2 separate regions of the Homo sapiens genome follow, and region 2 is linked to region 1. The links are chromatin loops, found by intact Hi-C in ENCODE. Cell type or tissue: B cell. All regions are shown on one strand. Links, peaks and the distances in the headings refer to the core of each region. The heading gives the core; the rest is flanking DNA. Region 1 overlaps AGR2 (anterior gradient 2, protein disulphide isomerase family member). Region 2 has its middle 29 kb from the start of AGR3.

Evidence for each region. Peaks named below come from ENCODE experiments on the same cell type or tissue, not always from the same donor. Only the 100,000 strongest peaks of a DNase experiment are listed, where the experiment ranks them.
Region 2: a loop joins it to region 1, with 7 times the contacts of the local background. A loop is called at or near these places in 8 of 110 quality-filtered maps.

Annotation. Positions count from the first base shown.
Region 1 is chr7:16,795,391-16,803,944 of GRCh38, forward strand. AGR2 (anterior gradient 2, protein disulphide isomerase family member) reads right to left here. Exons shown (of 8, transcript NM_006408.4): 2 at 6,268-6,413; 3 at 5,930-5,993; 4 at 5,761-5,813; 5 at 4,354-4,427; 6 at 2,241-2,304. The coding sequence starts at 6,406. Among named protein-coding and RNA genes, the nearest start is that of AGR2, 5.3 kb to the right of the region's middle. In B cell, for the core only: a CTCF peak has its summit at 5,889 (motif pointing right); a DNase peak (open chromatin) is centred at 5,881.
Region 2 is chr7:16,847,608-16,858,355 of GRCh38, forward strand. It overlaps the pseudogene LOC100287613 and a transcript of AGR3 not described here. Among named protein-coding and RNA genes, the nearest start is that of AGR3, 29 kb to the right of the region's middle. In B cell, for the core only: no CTCF peak of the experiment used is centred there; DNase peaks (open chromatin) are centred at 3,774 and 4,404; H3K4me3 peaks cover 262 bases.

The DNA of each region.
Region 1 (8,554 bases), core at 3,555-8,554:
TTGTAGTTTACATGTTTCTAGATCATTGGAAACCCACATCCAATGCTAGTTTTCAAAACGAGTTTTTTAAAAAAAGTTAATAGAGGAATGCAAGTCCTTAACAACAGCAAAGTTCAAATAAGCATATAGTACCTTCACTATATTTTACTTTATTGTTAATTAACTGCATTTTTAAAAGTAGAGATTGGTCTTCTCTTATGTATACTTATATCCCTCTAAATTTAAATCCATCTTGCCATGTTTTGTATTTAACTTGAAGTGATCTAATTAATGAGAAAAAGAGGTATTTTAAAATTAAGGTGCATCCAAAAGGGAAGCGTGAGGATACAGAGAGATCTGGAAACCTTGCCTTGAGAGACGTAATCGAAAGAACCTAGGACACGTGCCCTGAAAATGAGACAAGGAAGACATGTGAGAACCATCTGCATGTTTGCAAAGTCTGTCGCTGGTACTGGAGTGGGCAATCTGTCATTTCAGAATGTTGGACTAAGGCCAGACACATAAATTACAAGAAGCAGATGTACATTTATTCACCAGATTTAAGACCAACTATACTTCTGTTTGGTGCAGAGGATACAAAGACACGGTCTAATCTTTGTAAGAAATTAACCTAAGAAGGGCTTTTTAAATACCCAACTAGCAGCTCACCTGGCTGCACATTGGAATCATCTGGAGAGCTGTAAACACTATGGATGCCTGCCTCCCACCCCCAGAGATTCTGATTTAATTGGTTTGAGGTGTGGCCTGGGCAACTTGATCTTTAAAATCCTCCAGGTGATTCAAACATGTAGTCAGGGTGGCTACTACGGAGCTAGAAGAGCAAGCTGCCTTGGAGCTGGTTCTTAGGACTGAAGGAATTGAATGTGGGTTAAAATGCCCTTCCACAGGGATGCTGTACAAAGAATTCCTGTACAAGGTATGAACAGACATCTATAAATTCCCTTTTAATGTTAGGATTCCAAATGTCCTAAATTCTGACAAAACTAAACCTATAAAATTAGTGCTTTAGTTCAGCCTTCTTCCTTTTTTTCTATTTCTTGTTTTTCTTTTCCCTGCTTTGTACATTCAGTGTAAACTTTTAATGAATTACACAGGTGAATCATATGATTAGCATGAATTGTTGTAAGTGATGGATTTCATTATGGATTGTCCTTAAATCAGTATGACTTTGAACAAAGCCAAACTCAGTACATTCATTCAATAATTAAACACATATTGATGGAGAGCCTACTGCAGGGTCACGTTGGGAATATCATGGTGAGCAGAAATAGGTACAGTCCCTGCCATAGGGGCTTATAGTCCAATGTGGGAAATATTTATTACATAACCACCCCCAAACTGCAAAATTATACCTGAGGAAAGTATGACTACAAGAGCACATAGTAGGGATTTGACTCGGTCAATGAATAATGATGATTGGGGAGTTAATGATGTGAAATTGGGGGACAGAGAAGGAAGTGGGGAAAGCATATGAAAAGTACCAGTGGCAGGAAGGAGCATGTGGCTCCTTTCATTTCTTTTTCCCACCTCATATTCCTTTTTTTTTTTTGAGACAGAATCTCGCTCTGTTGCCCAGGCTGGAGTGCAGTGGTGCCATCTCGGCTCACTGCAACCTCTGCCTCTTGGGTTCAAGCAATTCTTGTGCCTCAGCCTCCCAGGTAGCTGGGATTACAGGCTCCTGCAACCACGCCTGGCTAATTTTTTTTTTGTATTTTTTAGTAGAGATGGGGTTTCACCTTGTTGGCCAGGCTGGTTTGGAGCTCCTGACCTCAAGTGATCTGCCGGCCTTGGCCTCCCAAAGTGCTAGGATTACAGGCGTGAGCCACCCAGCCTTATTCCTAACTTTCTTAAAAATAATGATAAAAAATGTCAGAAAAATCTAACACACAAAGTGAAAGTTTGCTGGATTAAAAAATAAATATTTGCAGGCCTCTCGTATTCAGGAAATTTATCAATATGTTTAAATAGTGAATAGGGTGCTTTGTTCTCAGAAGTATTATAGCAGAAGATGAAAAGTTACAATTAGCATGTGAGAAAAGAAAGTGTTGTGTGGAAATAGGTAAAAGCTCACATTTTCTAAAGAAAATATGTTGCGGAACTTAAAGGAATGTCATGCTCCTTGCTAGAGCTTAGTGATGACATTGGCCATGGCAACGTGGCAAGGGACAGTGGGGAGGAGAGAAGGAGGATGGCAGCACTAGTATGTGTTTCCGAGTTATCTCACTGTCACTTCCGCTTACCAACAAACATAATCCTGGGGACATACTGGCCATCAGGAGAAAGGTGTTTGTCAGTTGTTTCATACTAAAATAAAAAGAAAAGCATCTTTTAGTTTACTTTGACTTTTCAGTCGTTTTCAAACTTGTTAATACAAGAATCTGTCCATTTCCGGCCAGGCATCTCAAGATATCATAACTCTTCCACACAGAGTTTATTGTACAGATGAGGAGACAAGTTACAAGCATGAAATAATAAATAAGATAGAGCAGAACATGAGATAAAGTGCTGAATGGATGTGATAAAGAGCAAAAAAATTAAGGGAGAATTTGGAAGGAGTTACTGTGTTTGGGGAAGACATCTGGGATGAAATAAGAGGCTATTAAGGAAAAAAGCAGATGTCATTTCTAGAGAAATTACGGAGACAAGTACGGGATTTTCTTGAGTATTCATTTATCCATTTATCAATTTTTATTTAGAACTGTATTTAGCAAGGCATGGTGCTTATCTTTAATGAATGCACACTCTATTGAGAGATACAGGTAGGAAAATGAATATTGAGGATGCAGTGGGTGAAATGTTACGGTGTAGGATATGCAGGTTTGGTGATTGCCTTGAGCAAGACATTTAGCCCAGAATGCAGATTCCACCCCGACTAGGACTTTCTGAAGTGGATAAGGAGGAATCTTTACAAATGAACAGGAGTCAGTTAGGTGGAAAAGAAAGACACTTCATGCAGGGGGAAGAGTATGGAGAGGACAGGTGGAGCATTTTCTCCTATGGCCAAGTGCTGGGGAAGGACTGAGTTGGGGGGATGCACGAGGGCAGTGGCGAAAGAAGGTGCTAGAGCTGCTTCAGGGGCCGGCTTAGGAATGACTTTGCACACCATGCCATAGTGTTTTCCTTTGTTCAGAAATAGTTAAGAACCACTGGAGGGATGTTAGAAGAGGCACTGTGACCCCAGTTTGGTCTGTAAAGCAACTTCTCTGACAGCCATGTGGGATTAGACAGAGTTTATCTTGTAGACCAGGAGCCATTTAGCAGTATTACAGTAAGCTAGGGAAAGTGAAAGAGGCTTACTAAAATAGTGGTCCTGAGTTTATAGAGAAGTGACTAGTAGCAGGAATACTTGGAATTTAGAAGCACAGGGCTTATTGCATGCTGTAGGTAAGTAGGAGAGTCCAATCTAGCACAGTACCACTTTCAGTAAAATAGGGAATAGAGAAAGAAGAGCTATTGGAAAAGCGCAAACCAAGATGATTAATGTGCAGTGAGGAACATACTGAGTTTAAGCTGATTATGAGATATCTGGAATATGGTTGGATAGACAATTTGGAAGTTGTTTCATGTTTGGGTAAGATGTAGGAATTATTAGTGTGTCGGAATTGATTAAAGGCAGTTGTAGATGGAGTTGTTCACTGAATACAAAATATGGAAAGAGAAAAGGGTCAAGTAGAGATTCATCATGTCACTCACATTAAGGAGTAGGAAGAGGAAGAGGAAGAGCCCATGGAAGAGAGGCAAGGAAGAACTACTGGTGCGAAGTGGTCTTTAAGGAAGCCAACCTGTGAAGAGGAAGGGCCGGAGGGCTCAAAAGGACATATGATTAGGTAGAGTCATTTTTTTGTTGGCTTGCTTTTAGAAGGAAAATGAAACATTTGTATACAGTAAAAAGAACTTGCCGAGACAGAAAGCTTGAGCACCGTGAGGGGTGGTAGTGGTGAAGTAAGGTGGGAATGCATGAAGCTAAAGCACAAGAGGCATGATTAGAGTTGGAAAGCCAGAGAGCTGTCTCTTCCCAAGAGATGACCAGGATTAAGAATGGGTGTAGAGAAGCCAGGACTATAGAGGGACAGGCACAGCAAGTAACAAAAACCTTCCAGCAACAGAAAAAATTCTGACTACGGGAGATAATTTTTCAGACAAACTAAGATGATTAATTACTAAATAAAAACAGACACACCAAATGGATTATTAATACAACGAAATATCTTTTTTCTCTCTAATTTATGAGATGGGATATTTGGAAGCAATCCCAGTTAATGCAGTATAACTAAGATGTATAGGAAAAATGAATCATCCATTTCAAGTAATGAGCCATAGAGAAATGTTAGTAATGATGAAAAGGAAACTTACAACCAGATTGAGGAGGACAAACTGCTCTGCCAATTTCTGGATTTCTTTATTTTCAGCAAACACTTTCTTTAAAGCTATAATATAAAGAAAAATCATTAAGCATCCATCTTAGCATTGGTTAAAAGCTTTGTTCAATTTTCAGTTAAATTGCATTTTATTTACTTATTGAATTGCATTTTAAATACAGTATTCTACTTTGGCCTTTTAGCAAATGATTAGTGAAGTAATATCTATGGCATTGACTACCTCTGCTTTCTATTCACTCATTCATCCATTCATTCATCAATTCATTTTTTTCTCCAGCTCATATTTATTGAATGGCTGCCATGTGTTACGCACTGTGTTCTGTACTAGGGATGGTGCAGTGAACAAAAAAAAGCATGTGTTTTTTCACAGAGCTCACATACTTGTGTGGGAGACAAACCATAAACAAAGAAATAAGTAGATGATACTTTCAGGTAGAGATATGTACTTTGAAGAAAAATAAAGCAAAGCAAAGGGTTTAAAAACTGTGAGTGGTCAGGGCAGATCTTCCTGAGGAGCTAACGTTGAAGTGAGGGAGTGGTCCATTTTGGGGTAGGCCACTGTGGGCAGGGGGAACTGCAAAAGCACTAGCTGTGAGGTGGGAATGAGCTCACCTGTGGGAGGAACAGCACGAAGGCCAGGCTGGAGAGAGTGAAGAAAGCAAGAGGAGAGTGGTAGGAAGGGAGAGATAGCCATTGGCCTGATCATGTCAGCCTCATAGGTTGTGATCAGAAATTTGGATTTAGTTCTGTGATAAGAAGCCACTTGAGCACGTGAGTGATGGAATCTGATTTATGTCTACCAGCCTCACTCTGGCTTCTGTGTGGACTGGCTGTAGGGTGGCCAGTTAGGTGACTGTTATGGTAGTCTAGACAAGATCTGATCTGGGCTTGGACCAGGGCAGTAGCATGGAGGCAATAGGAAGTGGTTGGATTTGGGCCCAGTGCAAAATGAAAGGGTAGAGCCCCTTGTTGAAGAATTACTAAGACTTTTAAGACAATGATAGCCAAGTTTAAACCAAGTTTGGGAACCTTCTAAGCTTGGGGCCCTGTGAGATGGCACAGGCTTCATGCCTGTGAAGCTGGTGCTGGTTTAAGGATATATTTTGAAGATAAAGCCAGTATTTGCTGGTGTATTGAATGTGGACTGTAAGAGAAATCAAGAAGTTGAAGATGAATCCTAAAACTAGTTTTTCAAAATATGTACCAATGGTTATCACAAAATGTGGAGATATTTGAAGTCACTTTTAAATATGTTTTTACTATATAAAATATTCTTTCTTTAATGCAACTGTGGTTCTAAAGATACAAACATGAGTGATCTGAACCCTGGCCCTAAGGCTAAAAGCCTATAAAGGAAATCATACTTAGAAGAATAAATTACCTTGACTGTGTGGGCACTCATCCAAGTGATGAATAATCATCAAGGGTTTGTTGCTTTAAAAGACAGAGATTAGACAAATTTTAATGAGTAAGATTTCACATATATCTAGATGTCACTAGGTGGTGCTCTTGAGAGCTTTGAGGGAGCTCTGAGTAATCCTGATCTTTACCTTGTCTTGGATTTATATAGAGCTTCTTCATATGTCTGAGTCCAGATGAGTTGGTCACCCCAACCTAGAATGAAATGAATCAGTATATTTGAAGCTTGTATAAATTCAGACCCAAAGCTGTTGAAAAGCAATGGTAAAGACTGGGATAATAGACCCTATACTAAAGAAGAAGAAAAACCCCTGGAGAAAGTAGAAATAATTATAAACAGTGATAAGTCTAGAAGGAACACAACCAAAAATAACCTGGCACCAGGTTAGAACCAGGTTTAAGCACCAAGAGAGAGGAAATCTTTTCCAATTAAGTAGCAGTTGGAAGCCAACAAGAAGCTGACTCCTACCTCTGGAGAGGGTCTGGGGCAGTTTGGGTCGAGAGTCCTTTGTGTCCTTTTTGGCTCCAGGTTTGACTGTGGTATCTCTGGCCAGAGTGTAGGAGAGGGCCACAAGGAGCAAGAATGCTGACACTGGAATTTTCTCCATGGCAACTCTAGTATGGAAAACCAACCAAAATCAGTAAACAAAATTGAACTAGCAGTCTTCAGGGTCTGCAGGTTGCCCCACAACGGTGGAATATACCAGAAACTGAGGCTCTGCTGAGACTGGACATACGAGATTGGCGTAAATAGCTCTGTTCCATGGGATTTTCCTAAGAATACAGGTGGTCTTTGACTTACAATTGAGTAATGTTCCAATAAACCCATTGTAAACTGAAAATATTGCAAGTCAAAATGCATCCAGAGTAGTCTCTCCTTTCCCAGGGTTTTACTTTCTGCGGTTTCAGCTAACCACGGTCAACCGCGTCCAAAATAAGTGAGCACAGTGCAATAAGATATTTTGAGAGAGAGACCAAATTCACCTAACTTTTATTATAAGATACTGTTGTAATTGTTCTGTTTTATTATTAGCTCTTATTAATCTCTTATTGTGCTTAATTTATAATTTCAACTTTATCATAGATATGTATGCATAGGAAAAAACATAGCATATGTAGTGTTTGGTACTAATGTGCGGTTTCAGGCATCCACTGAGGGTCATGGACCATAACCCCCACAGATAATGGGGGAACTACCGTAATACACCTAACCCACTGAACACCACAGCTGAACCTACCGTAAATGTGCTCAGAACACTCACATTAGCCTAAAGTTGGGAAAAGCCATCCAACACAAAGCCCATTTTATAGTAAAGTGTTAAATATCTCAAGTAATTTTTATGAATACTCTATTGGAAGTAAAAACCAGAATGGTTATATGGATACTTGAAATACAGTTTCTACTGAATGTGTATTGCTTTTGCACCATCATAAAGTCAAAAAATTAAGTCAAACTTCTGTAAGTTGGGACTGTTTGTATATAGTATGGATAGCTGTCTATTGATCCACATAGATAAAGACAAAAAGATATAGATCTCTATAGATATAGAGTTATCTATATAGATATATATATCTATATAGAAATAGATAAATAGAGATATATTTTGAGAAAATAGATATACATACTCTAGTAGCTAAGAAAATTTACATTTACTTTTTTTGGAGACAAGGGCTCACTGTGTTGCCCAGGCTGGAGTACAGTGGCACAATCGTGGCTCACTGCAACCTCCACCTCCTGGGTTCAAGTGATCCTCCCTCCTCAGCCTCCCAAGGAGCTGGGGCTACAGGCACGTGCCAGCATACTTGGCTATGCTTTTGTATTTTTTAGTAGAGATGGAGTTTTGTCATGCTGCCCAGGCTGGTCTCAAACTCCTGACCTCAAGTGATCCTCCTGCCTTGGCCTCCGAAAGTGCTGGGATTACAGGAGTGAGCCACCACGCCTAGCTGATATCTTAGTTAAATTACTTTTTCTTTCTGGTATGCCACAGTTGATTCCCAGGAAAAACTAAAGCCTATGAAAAGGAAAGTACATGGCAAGATAAGTTTTGTGAGTGAGGAGGGAGGGAGGGAGCAAAGTGAGTTGCTCTAGCAAGTCACTAAGGTTGTCCACGGGGCCGTAACATGGAAGGCTGGAGATTTGGGATTCTGATAAAACCAAACACTAAAAGTGCTAAAAAGGAAATATGAAACCCCGGCACCTAACTCTAGTATTGGTGAATGGTTTTGAATGAAGTCAAATAAACTCTGCAAGGAATTACTATTGTTAAGCAGGAAGTTTTTCATAATCTAATATCTTGAGTGGAAACCTTTGCTAAGCATTAGCTGATTTTTTTTTAAGTGTTGCTAAGCTACCAGATCGAAATGATGTTTTGTATTTAACTGACCAATGATTAACTAATCCATAGTATGTAAGCACAAAATGTCTTACTCAGAAAAGATGTAAGCAAAAATCAGGGATATACTTTGTTCATTTTCTATACCTACAAAGATGTGGAAATGCCAATAACTTTTGTCTTCTAGAGTTTTGCAAAAACAACCTAAGTGTTCACTGTAAGTCAACAATTCTCAGCCCTCTTTGTATAAAGACTTCTTTGTAATGTTAAAAAAATCAAGAACTTTTACATGAGAATAATTATACATTTGGAATACTGGCTGGTTCAGAAACATATGGCAAATAATTTCTTTGAATCTATCAACAAACATTTGATTTTATCTTTTATTTATAACAGCATCTATATATATTCTAAAAAATAGTA
Region 2 (10,748 bases), core at 2,345-7,344, 51 kb after region 1:
GTTTGCTGCAACCCACAAAGATTACTTTCAGGTTCCCTTGGAGAAATCTTTTCACAGTAATGGGGGCAGAAAGAGGCCAAAATGCCATCAGCTTTGGATATGTGGGTGCATTTGTGGATTCTCTGCTCTGATGTTCTAGTGCAAGGAATGAAATGAATGAATAGGTCATTTGGCATTCCGCGGTTATGTCAGCAGGCATGACTGCTGTCACATTAACTGAGCAAGAAAGGGATCTTCATCACCTTACTCCTAGCAAGTACTGAAAGCAGGGTAGAAAAAAAGACACTCTGCTCATAGTAGTTTATCTTTTACTTTTTATTGATTTATTTAATTTATTTTTTGAGATGGACCCTCACTTTGTCTCCCAGGCTGGAGTGCAGTGGCGTGATCTCGGCTCACTGCAACCTCTGCTCCCCCGGTCTCAAGCCATCCTCATGCTAGTTTATCTTTTAAATGACCGTAAGTCCCCATTTTAAACTGACAGACATTCGACTGATACTATACCTTAGAATTCTCCCTGAAATATTTGTTCTTGCCACTCAACAGGAAGCTTATAGAATCTGGAAAATGAATTTGTAGTGGGGGCTTGTTCTCTGAAGTAGCTATTATCGCTTTTAAAAGAAGCCCTCCTGGCTGGGCATGGTGGCTCATGCCTGTAATCCTAGCACTTTGGGAGGCAGGGGCGGGAGGATGACTTGAGCCCAGGAGTTTGAGACCAGCCTGGGCAACATAGCGAGACCCTGTCTTTACAAAAATATAAAAAATTGTCTAGGCATCGGGCTATGCACCTGTGGTCCCAGCTACTAGGGAGGCTGAGGTGGGAGGATGGCTTGAGCCTGAGAGGTCGAGGCTGCAGTGAACTGTGATTGTGCCACTGCACTACAGTCTGGGTGACAGTGAGACCTTGTCTCTAAAAAAAAAAAAAAAAAAAAAGGCTCTTTAGAGGACAAAAGTTTCAGATTCACCATAACACATCAAGCGTTCCCCTGAAGGGCTTGCCTCTGAGTTTATTCTTTGGGAAAACCCTAATACAAAATGAAGGCAAGAAATCCACTAGTTATCGTATTTTAGATTTTGAAAGTTGGTTGTCTAAGACTCCTGGGTGATTTAGACAAATTTCTACATGTTATTTGCCGAATCTAGGTATGAAAGCAAATCAAGCAAAACCTGTTCGTTTGAGGTATAGTGCTTTAGTCTGCAATTTTTTATTATTTTAGATTCAGGGGGTACATGTGCAGATTTGCTACATGGGTAACGTTGCATGATGCAGAGGTTTGGGCTTTTAATGATCCCATCATTCAAGTAGCAAACGTAGTACCCCATAGACAGTTTTTCAATCCTTGCCTCTCTTACCTTTTGGAGTCCTCAGCATCTATTGTTCCCATCTTTAAATCCATGTGTACCCAATATTTAGCTCCCACTTATAAGTGAGAACACGCAATATTTGGTTTTCTGTTTCTGTATAAATTTGCTCAGGATGACAGACTCTAGTTGCATCTATGTTGCTACAAAGGACATGATTTGTTCTTTTTTATGGTTGTGTAGTATTCTATGGTGTGTATGTACCACATTTTCTTTACTCAATCCACTGTTAATGAGCACCTGGATTGATTCCATGTCTTTGCTATTGTGAATAGTGCTGTGATGAACATATGAGTGCAGATGTCTTTTTGGTAGTAGATTTATTCTCCTATGGGTATATACCCAGTAATAGGATTTGCTGGGTCACAAGGTAATTCCATTTTTAGTTCTTTAAGAAATCTCCAAACTGCTTTCCACAGTAGCTGAAGTCATTTGCGTTCCCACCAACAGTGTATAAACTGTCCCTTTTTTCCAAAGCTTCAGCCACATCTGTTATTTTTTGACTTTTTAAAAATAGCCATTCTGACTGGTGTGAGATGGTATCTCATTGTGGTTATGACTTGCATCTCTCTTATGATTCGTGATATTGAATATTTTTTCATATTTTTGCTGGCCGCTTGTATGTCTTCTTTTGAGAAGTGTTTGTTCTGTTCATGTCCTTTGCCCACTTTGTAATGGAGTTTTTTTTTTTTCTTTCTGGTGTGATGGTTAATTCTGCAAAAGGCATTTTATTTAACAGGCAGCATGGACTTCATACACATACATTATCAGTGCCTTGAAAACCAAAGAATTTTAAAAGTTAGCAGTAGCTTCTAGTTTCTGCATGTACAAAAAAATACATATTTATTTATTTATTTATTTATTTATTTGAGACAGAGTCTTGCTCTGCAGCCCGGGCTGGAATGCAGCGGTGTGATCTCGGCTCACAGCAAACCCCGCCTCCCGGGTTCAAGCGATTCTCGTTCCTCAGCCTCCTGAGTAGCTGGGACTACAGGTCACTGTAGGCCCTGAGTCTGGGCTGGCCACATCCTCCACAGGCCAAGAGCTGGTCTGTGAAGAAGGGTGCTTGTTGGTTGAAAAGGGTGGTAGAGTCCTTTGGTTCTGGTGTTAGCAGTGCAGTGTCTCGAAGGTGGCTCATTTTAATTCCATATAGATCTTCATGCCCCGTGAGTAGGCATGAAGCCTCTTCTTTGCCAGAATTGACCCATAACTTGTAACCTCTCTCAGGGCCAGCTATCCTTAGCATTGGTAATGATATGTTGATATCTTCATTTTCTGTATGTGAATCCATTACTGTTATAGTTTTAGAATAGGCATAATTCTCAATGTCCTTGGTGGAGATTTTGAGGGAAATGCCCTTTGGGTCGTCCTTCTCTTTCTCTAGATTGATGTATCTCTGAAGGAGAGAGAGCTATTTGTCCTTCTGATCTGGAGAACTGAAAGTGGCCACAAAGTTCACTGTGAGTCAGCCCAGAGCCAAGGATTTCATGGAATTGGTGTTGCCTTCTGCCACTTCATCCAGACAGCTTGCTGTCCATATACCAGTTAATCTAATTTTATTTTGTATCTTACAGTTATGTTGTATTTGAGTTTGGCCACACCTAACAGATCATTGAATAGGAAAAGCTGCTCCTCCTGTCTGTGCAGGCCTCTTCCGAGTTCTACCTGGCTGTCAATCCGCAGAGTCCTATTGGAGCACACAAATGATGACAGAATTGCACATGTGTGATGCTAGTGGAAGGACTTTCCCTGGGTTAAAGTTTTTGCAGGACTTTATCTGGGCTAAAAGCTGTGGCACTTCTCCTTTCTGTTAGTGTTTTCTTCTTCCAGGGCTAAGCGCACAGTCAGGCATTGCTGGCCCTGACGACTTCGGAGCTGATCCTGCTGAAGGGCCGCACTCACCTAGGCCACTGCGGGGGATCCAGGGGCACGCTGAGGGGTCGGGGAACGGGGATCCCTCCCCTCCAGCCTGGTGCCCCCACTGAGGGAGGAGTCGGGGTGCTGATGAGGCGGGAGGCAGCTGGAGATGGGAGGGAGGCTGCCGGGTCTGCTCAGAGAGAGAATAAGGCCCTAGATATGGAGAACGAGGAAGCGGCGTGGGGGGCTGGGGGGTTTCGGGGGAGGTGGCAGCAGGGCTGGCCCTGAGGGGCGGGAAAGGTCCTCAGATGACCCTTGCGGGCGCGCACCTCCAACGTCAAATCCCAGTGGCTTCAGCCTCGCGCCCTGAGTGGGGTCTGCGGCTGCGGAGGGCACGGGCTCCACTCAAGCGTCCTCACCGGCTTCCGCGGCTCTCCCCACAGAGCCTCCTGCTGGGGCACATCTTAAAGCAAATCCCAGCCCCGAAGGAACCTAGGCGGTCGGGTCTGTGGTGGCAGAAGGCGCGGCTGCCGTGCTCAGGTGGGCACAGCTCCCCATGTGGGCAGCTGCCTCCTGCAGGGGCCTGTGTGTCGCCGTGCCCTGCATGGCGGGGTAGAAGCGGTTACAGCGGCGACCGCCCTTTGTTTTTTTCTTGTTGATTTGCTTAAGTTCCTTGTAGATCGTGTATCTCAGTCCTTTGTTGGACACATAGTGCACAAATATTTTCTCCCATTCTGTAGGTTGTTTTCAAATCTGTTGATAATTTCTTTTGTTTTGCAGAGATCTTTAAGTCTCATTTTTAATTTTATCGTATTTGCTTTTGGGGTCTTTATCATAAATTCTTACGATTTTTTTTTTTTTTTTTTTTTGCTAGCAGAGTTCTGTCATTAGGATTAGTAAGATTCTTAAGTGTTCCATACAGGTAATAAAATCAGAAGAGTATGACCTCAATATGGTACAATATCCAGGTTTTGGTAGATAGAAGTGATTTTAGAGCGTACTAGTCCGTTTTCACACTGCTATAAAGAACTACCTGAGACTGGGTAATTTATGAAGAAAAGAAGTTTAATTGACTCACAGTTCCACAGGCTTATCAGGAAGCATGACTGGGAGGCCTCAGGAAACTGACAATCATGCCAGAAGGCAAAGGGGAAGCAGGCACCTTTTTTTCACATGGTGGCACAGTGAGTGAAAGGGGAAGTGGCACACACTTTTAAACCATCAGATCTGGTGAGAGCTCACTATCTGGAGAACAGCATGGGGGAAATCTGAGCCCCCATAATCCAATAACCTCCTACAAGGCTCCTCCTTCAACAAGTGGGGATTACAATTCCACATGAGATTTGGGTGGGACACAGAGCCAAACTGTATCATAGAGGTACTTGAACGCCTCACATACTCTCTTTCATCACTTACTGTTGGGGCCTGGAACTTCTGAAGTTTTGATTTCCTCAGCTTTCCACTGTTAAATATGGAAATACAGGTGGGAATACTGTTAATTGCAAATACCTTACAGAAGATATTTGCTACTTTAATCATGAATGATTTCTAAGGGGAATCTAGACAAAGGGCAGATAAGGTTTTGAAAGATATTGGGGCGGTGGGGGGTGGTGGGCAGGAGGCTTGAGGAAAAGCAAAAGAGACTGAGGAGAGCAAAAGATCCCAAAGTAAGAGTTTACCTAGAGCAAGTGTGGAGGGGAGGGAGTTGAGTAGTGAGTGATGTTAAGAGGGCAAGGAATGACTAGGGAAGAGGTCTGAAAGAAAGTTAAGAGTGCCACCAAAGATCACCTGTCTTCTTAAAAATTTTTTTATGGGTAACATTGCATAGCATTATAGAGTAAGAACACTGGGGCATTTAGATCAGGGATTTTTAAATGAGGGTGCATGTGTACGTGATATTAAAACAATACTACCTTGTCCCTCCCCTCCTGGCCCCCAAGTCTCTCAGTTTGAACATCACAGCTACACTGATCCACCAAAAACTGACAGAACCTTGCCCTTTGGTTTGTTGGGCAGCAGAGTGGAAACTCGGGGCTGGGGAAAGAAGGATTGCCTACGATTTTGCTATAAAACATAATTAAAATCGATGTTAACTGCCTTTCTTTAATAAAGGATATACTCTAAGGGTTTTCAGTCATTGTGAGAGATAGGACTAGCTGGATTTCCTAGGCCGACTAAGAATTCCTAAACCTAGCTGGGGAAGGTGACTGCACCCACCTTTAATCACAGGGCTTGTAACTCAGCTCACATCTGACCAATCAGGTAGTAAAAAGAAAGCTCATTAAAATACCAATTAGGCTAAAAGCAGGAGGTAAAGAAATAATCAAATCATCTATCACCTGAGAGCACAGGGGGAGGGACAGTGATCAGGATATAAACCCAGACATTCGATCAGGGAGTGGCAACCCCCTTTGGGTCCCCTCCCATTGTATGGGAGCTCTGTTTTCACTCTATTAAATCTTGCAACTGCACACTCTTCTGGTCAGTGTTTGTTCCGGCTCGAACTGAGCTTTCACTCAGAGTCCACCACTGTTGAACGCCGCTGCCCCAGACCTGCCATTGACTTTCACCTCTCCAGATCCAGCAGGGTGTCCGCTGCGCTTCTGCTCCAGCAAGGCACCCATTGCCACTTCTGATCCGGCTAGAGGTTCGCCATTGTCCTGAGTAGCTAAGTGCCTGGGTTCGTCCTAATTGAGCTGAACACTGGTCACTGGGTTCCATGGTTCTCTTCCGTGACCCATGGCTTCTAATAGAGCTATAACACTCACTGCAGGGGCCAAGGTTCTATTCCTTGGAATCCATGAGGCCAAGAACCCCAGATCAAAGAACAAAAGGCTTGCCGCCATCTTGGGAGCAGCCCACCCCATCTTGGGAGCTCTAAGAACAAAGACCCGTTGGTAACAATTGTACAGTGTCAATTTTGATTGTCTTCTAGTTTTCACAGTATGTAAAATAAAGCAGAATAGTATTAACTCAGGAGCCAGACTTGCTGGGTTTGAGCCCTGGCTCCACTCATTAGCTGTGCAACCTTTTTACCAAGTTATTGAAAATCTTCAGTCCATAGCTAACTCCTTAGTAAAGTGAGTATAACAATATTTCACATTGATAGTAAGATATTAATCAGATAATCCATGCAAAGACCTCAGCACAGTGACTGGACAATAGAAAAGGTTCAATATATGTTGGCTTTAATAAAAACAAAAATACCAAATATAGTAATTAGCTCTTTGTTTTTTGAGATGGAGTTTTGCTCTGTTGCCCAGGCTGGAGTGCAGTATGGTGATCTCAGCACTCTGCAAGCTCTGCCTCTCGTTCAAACGATTCTCATGCCTCAGCCTCCCAAGTAGCTGGGACTACAGGTGCATGCCACCACGACTGGCTAATTTTTTTTTGTATTTTTAGTAGAGATGGGGTTTTGCCATGTTGGCCAGGCTAGTCTCAAACTCCTGACGTCAAGTAATCCACCCGCCTCAGCCTCCCAAAGTGGTGGGATTACAGGCGTGGGCCACCACGGCTGATGGTAATGAGCTCTTTCTCTGAGAATGACTGTTGCTTTTGGATTAAAACTACAGCATTGACTTTAGGTATTTCTTAGACTTGATTAACTTAATAAAACTCTTTGGTACAGAAATAATACTTAATAGGGCAGAAGTTTGTTTGGAGGATAGAACAAAAACCTGACAAACTTATTGTGAGAAATGATTCTTCCATTCTAGCATAGCTCCTTTTGAAGTGTGTGATAGGAAGTTTTGGTGTTTCCCCACCCATCATGGAAATCATGTAAATTGGAGAGGCAAGGAAAAAGCATCTGTATTGGTTTGCTAGAGCTGTCATAAAAAGCACCACACATTGAGTGGCTTAAACAGTCAATTTATTGTCTCACAGATCTGGAGGGTAGAGATCTGAGATCAAGGTGTTGGCAGGGTTGGTTCCTTCCGAGGGCTGTGAAGGAGAATCTTTTCCGTGCCTGTCATCCAGTGTGTTTGCTGACAACCTTGAGCATTCCTTGGCTTCTGCTGCACGATCACACTCTGCTTCCTGCTCACATGGCATTCCTTCTGTATGCATGTCTCTGTATCCAAATTTCTTCTTTATATAAGGAACCCAGTCATATTGGGTTAGGGGCCCATTCTACTCCAGTATGACCTCATCTAATAACATTTTCCTTTAGAAAATTTAATTGACACATAATAATCATACATGTCTATGGGGTACATAATGTTATGACACATATAATGTATAGTGATTAGATCAGGGTAATTCACATATCGATCATCCCAAACATTTATCATTCCTTGTATTGGGAACGTTCAATATCTTCTAGCTATTTGAAACTGTATATTGTTGGTTACTATAGTCATCCTACAGTACTATAGGACACTAAAACTTATTCCCATTTTTAATGACCTTATTTCCAAATAGGAAATACCTCCATTCTGAGATACTGAGGGATAGGACTTCAACCTATAATTTTTTTTTGTGAAAGGGACACAATTCAACCTGTTACTGTATCCTATCCTGGAAAGTAACTATGATATACTTCTAGAAGTTTCAGTAATCACTAAACTTCTAGAATTCATTCCAGAAAAGTGAATTCATTCCAGAAAAGATGTTCAGAAACTGAATCACTGCTAATACCAGGGGAGCCAAGTGTTTAATGGCCTCCTATTGTGGGTGCTCTCCACAATTCTGTCGCCCTCCTAACACTCACACAACTTATTTTGTCAGATTGTGTGTGGGCATGGGTGTGTGAAAGAGAAGGGGGCTGGGGACAGGGACTTTCTGCTCCCAAGGACTTTCCATTTAGCGAAAAAGGCAGATGTTGCGCAAAAAACAAATTTTAAAAGAAGAAAAGAATGCTTATCTTTCTTTACTCAGTAAGGAGGTTCATGAATATACATATTGCATATAATTGCTTTTTAAGAAGTACTACTTGTAAACTCAAGTAATCTATATGTGTGTATGAAATCAATGGGTTTAAAAAGTACGCTTCCCTGAGGCTTGGCCTACTCTTATTAACTCTAATCTAAAAGTCTGAAAGATCCTACCAAGAAAACTTTGTATACTTATGTATTGTAAGATTATACCAATGAACAATAATTTCTTCATCCCCTATAATATACCTGATTTTCTATTTTATCATGTTGTTTTCCATGATGGTAAAATACATTCTCCTTTCATTCAGGATTCATGGGTACTGCATCTTGTGTAAAGCCTGATGGTTCTACTAGAAGGTTGAGCTGTTTCTCTACTGATTTCACATTATTTTATTAGGTTATTTAGTAAGGAGTTATTTCCCACCAGTGATATATCGTACCACTAGACTGTGAATTTCTTTTATCCAGTCTATCTTTGGATCCACAATATCAAAGTTAGTATCTGGCAGAGTGAAAATTAATCATTGAATAATTGGGAAAGATTAAATGCTAGAAAATAATTTAGGTTTTATTTTGATCTCAGAAATTGAGAGCTTGATCTGAATAGAAATGTTGCTATTTTAGGAAAACAAATGGGAAGGAGGACAAGGAAGAGGTGAAGGATCTAGTGCAGTAATTCTAAACTAGTATTGACAATATTAGCAAATAAAAATACAGGTCACCCAGTTTACTTTAAAATATCACATAAATAACCAATACATTTTAGTGTGTTTCAAATATTAAACAGGATATGCTTATATTTTGAAAATGTTGTTTATCCCTTATTTAAATTTAACTGGATGTCCTGTACTTTATGTGGCAACGCTGGACTTTATCTAATTAATCCCTTTTGAATGTACAACTTTTTTGACTGTTATCTCTTTGAAATGCAAATGAAAACTCTGAAAGCCTGCATTAAAATGCTTTGCACATAGAATTGTGCATACTATTTCAGGTAGTTGATGTTGGTAACTTTTTTAAAATGTTGGCTGTGTTAGGGAAGGAATAATTTCTTAGAGGTTATAAGGGTAAAAACAAATGGAAGTAAAATTATACACATACACACACACATACACACACACACACCTATATGTATACACACACACACACACACACATTCACTAAGCATAGTCCTACATTTCCAAAGTAGGGGTAACCTAAGAAGGAATGGAATCCAAACAATTAATTTTATGAGAAGATGTGCGGTAGAAATATCAACTACAATATAGAAAGGTTTTTTTTTTTTTTTTAAACACGTTGTGGTCTCACTATGTTGCCCAAGCCAGAGTACAGTGGCTATTCATAGACTTGATCATAGCTCATTGCAGCCACAAACCCTTGGGCTAAAGTAATCCTCCTGCCTCAGCTTCCCCAGTAGCACATGCCACTGCACCCAGCGAGGATTATAGAGTTTGTTAAAGTGGGTAGAGAAGGAAAACTAAATTGGTTACAAGATTACAGTGACTAAAACTGATTATGGAATATTTATATGTAAAATATGTGCATATTAAATGTTGGCATACATATAATTATATGCATAATAAAATTATATGTATAACAACATAGAAATATATGCATATTAAAATATAAAGGTATATACATTTTCATTACAAAGAACAATTTATCATTTAGTAACATTTTTATGCTAACTGAAGAAAGATAAGTGAATGTTCAATGTTATTTATTAATTCTTAAAAAAACTAAATTGTCAGCTGATCTCTTTTATAGTCCACTGCAAATAACTGCTAACATGTTGTTCCTCTGAACTATTTATGCAACCATGGAATCAGCTATATTTCTTTAGTCTTCATATGTTAAACTATTAAATCAGAGAATGCCAGTGCATTCTGATCTCTTAGCATTCATTAAAATAAAAGCTCTAGACTTTTATCTAAAAAATCAAAATAGGCTGTAATATAAAAATTAAAATAGGATATTTAATATTCTTTTGTAAATAAATAGGATACATGGGTCTCTAGTACTGATAATCATGTAACCTATTTATATCCAAATAGATCAATTTACTACAAGCTTGCTTAAAATTAACAGAATAGTGATCAAATAAGACCCAAAGGAAACCTTTTTTTCTCTGACTCATCAAATGTTGAAATTACAGGTGTCTATATCATAGACATTGCATATCTATCTCATATAAAAGTATAGTTTTATATCACAAAGCAATTCAAATTTTGCTAAATGCAATAAAATCCTATGAGTTAGGAAAATTTTTGCCCATCTAAAACATTTTCTTTTTTTTTTTTTGAGATGGAGTTTCACTCTTGTTGCCCAGGCTGGAGTGCAATGGAACGATCTTGGCTCACTGAAACCTCCACCTCCCAGGTTCAAGTGATTCTCCTGCCTCAGCCTCCTGAGTAGCTGGGATTACAGGTGCTCACCACCATGCCTGGCTAATTTTCGTATTTTTAATAGAGATGGGGTTTCACCATGTTGACCAGGGGCTAGTTAGTCTCGAACTCCTGACCTCAGGTGATCCTCCCATCTCAGCCTCCCAAAGTGCTGGGATTACAGGTATGAGCCACCGCACCCAGCCTCTAAAATATTTTCTACCTTCTGATAATTACTCCCAGCTGATTTTAGGATTTCTATTAGCAG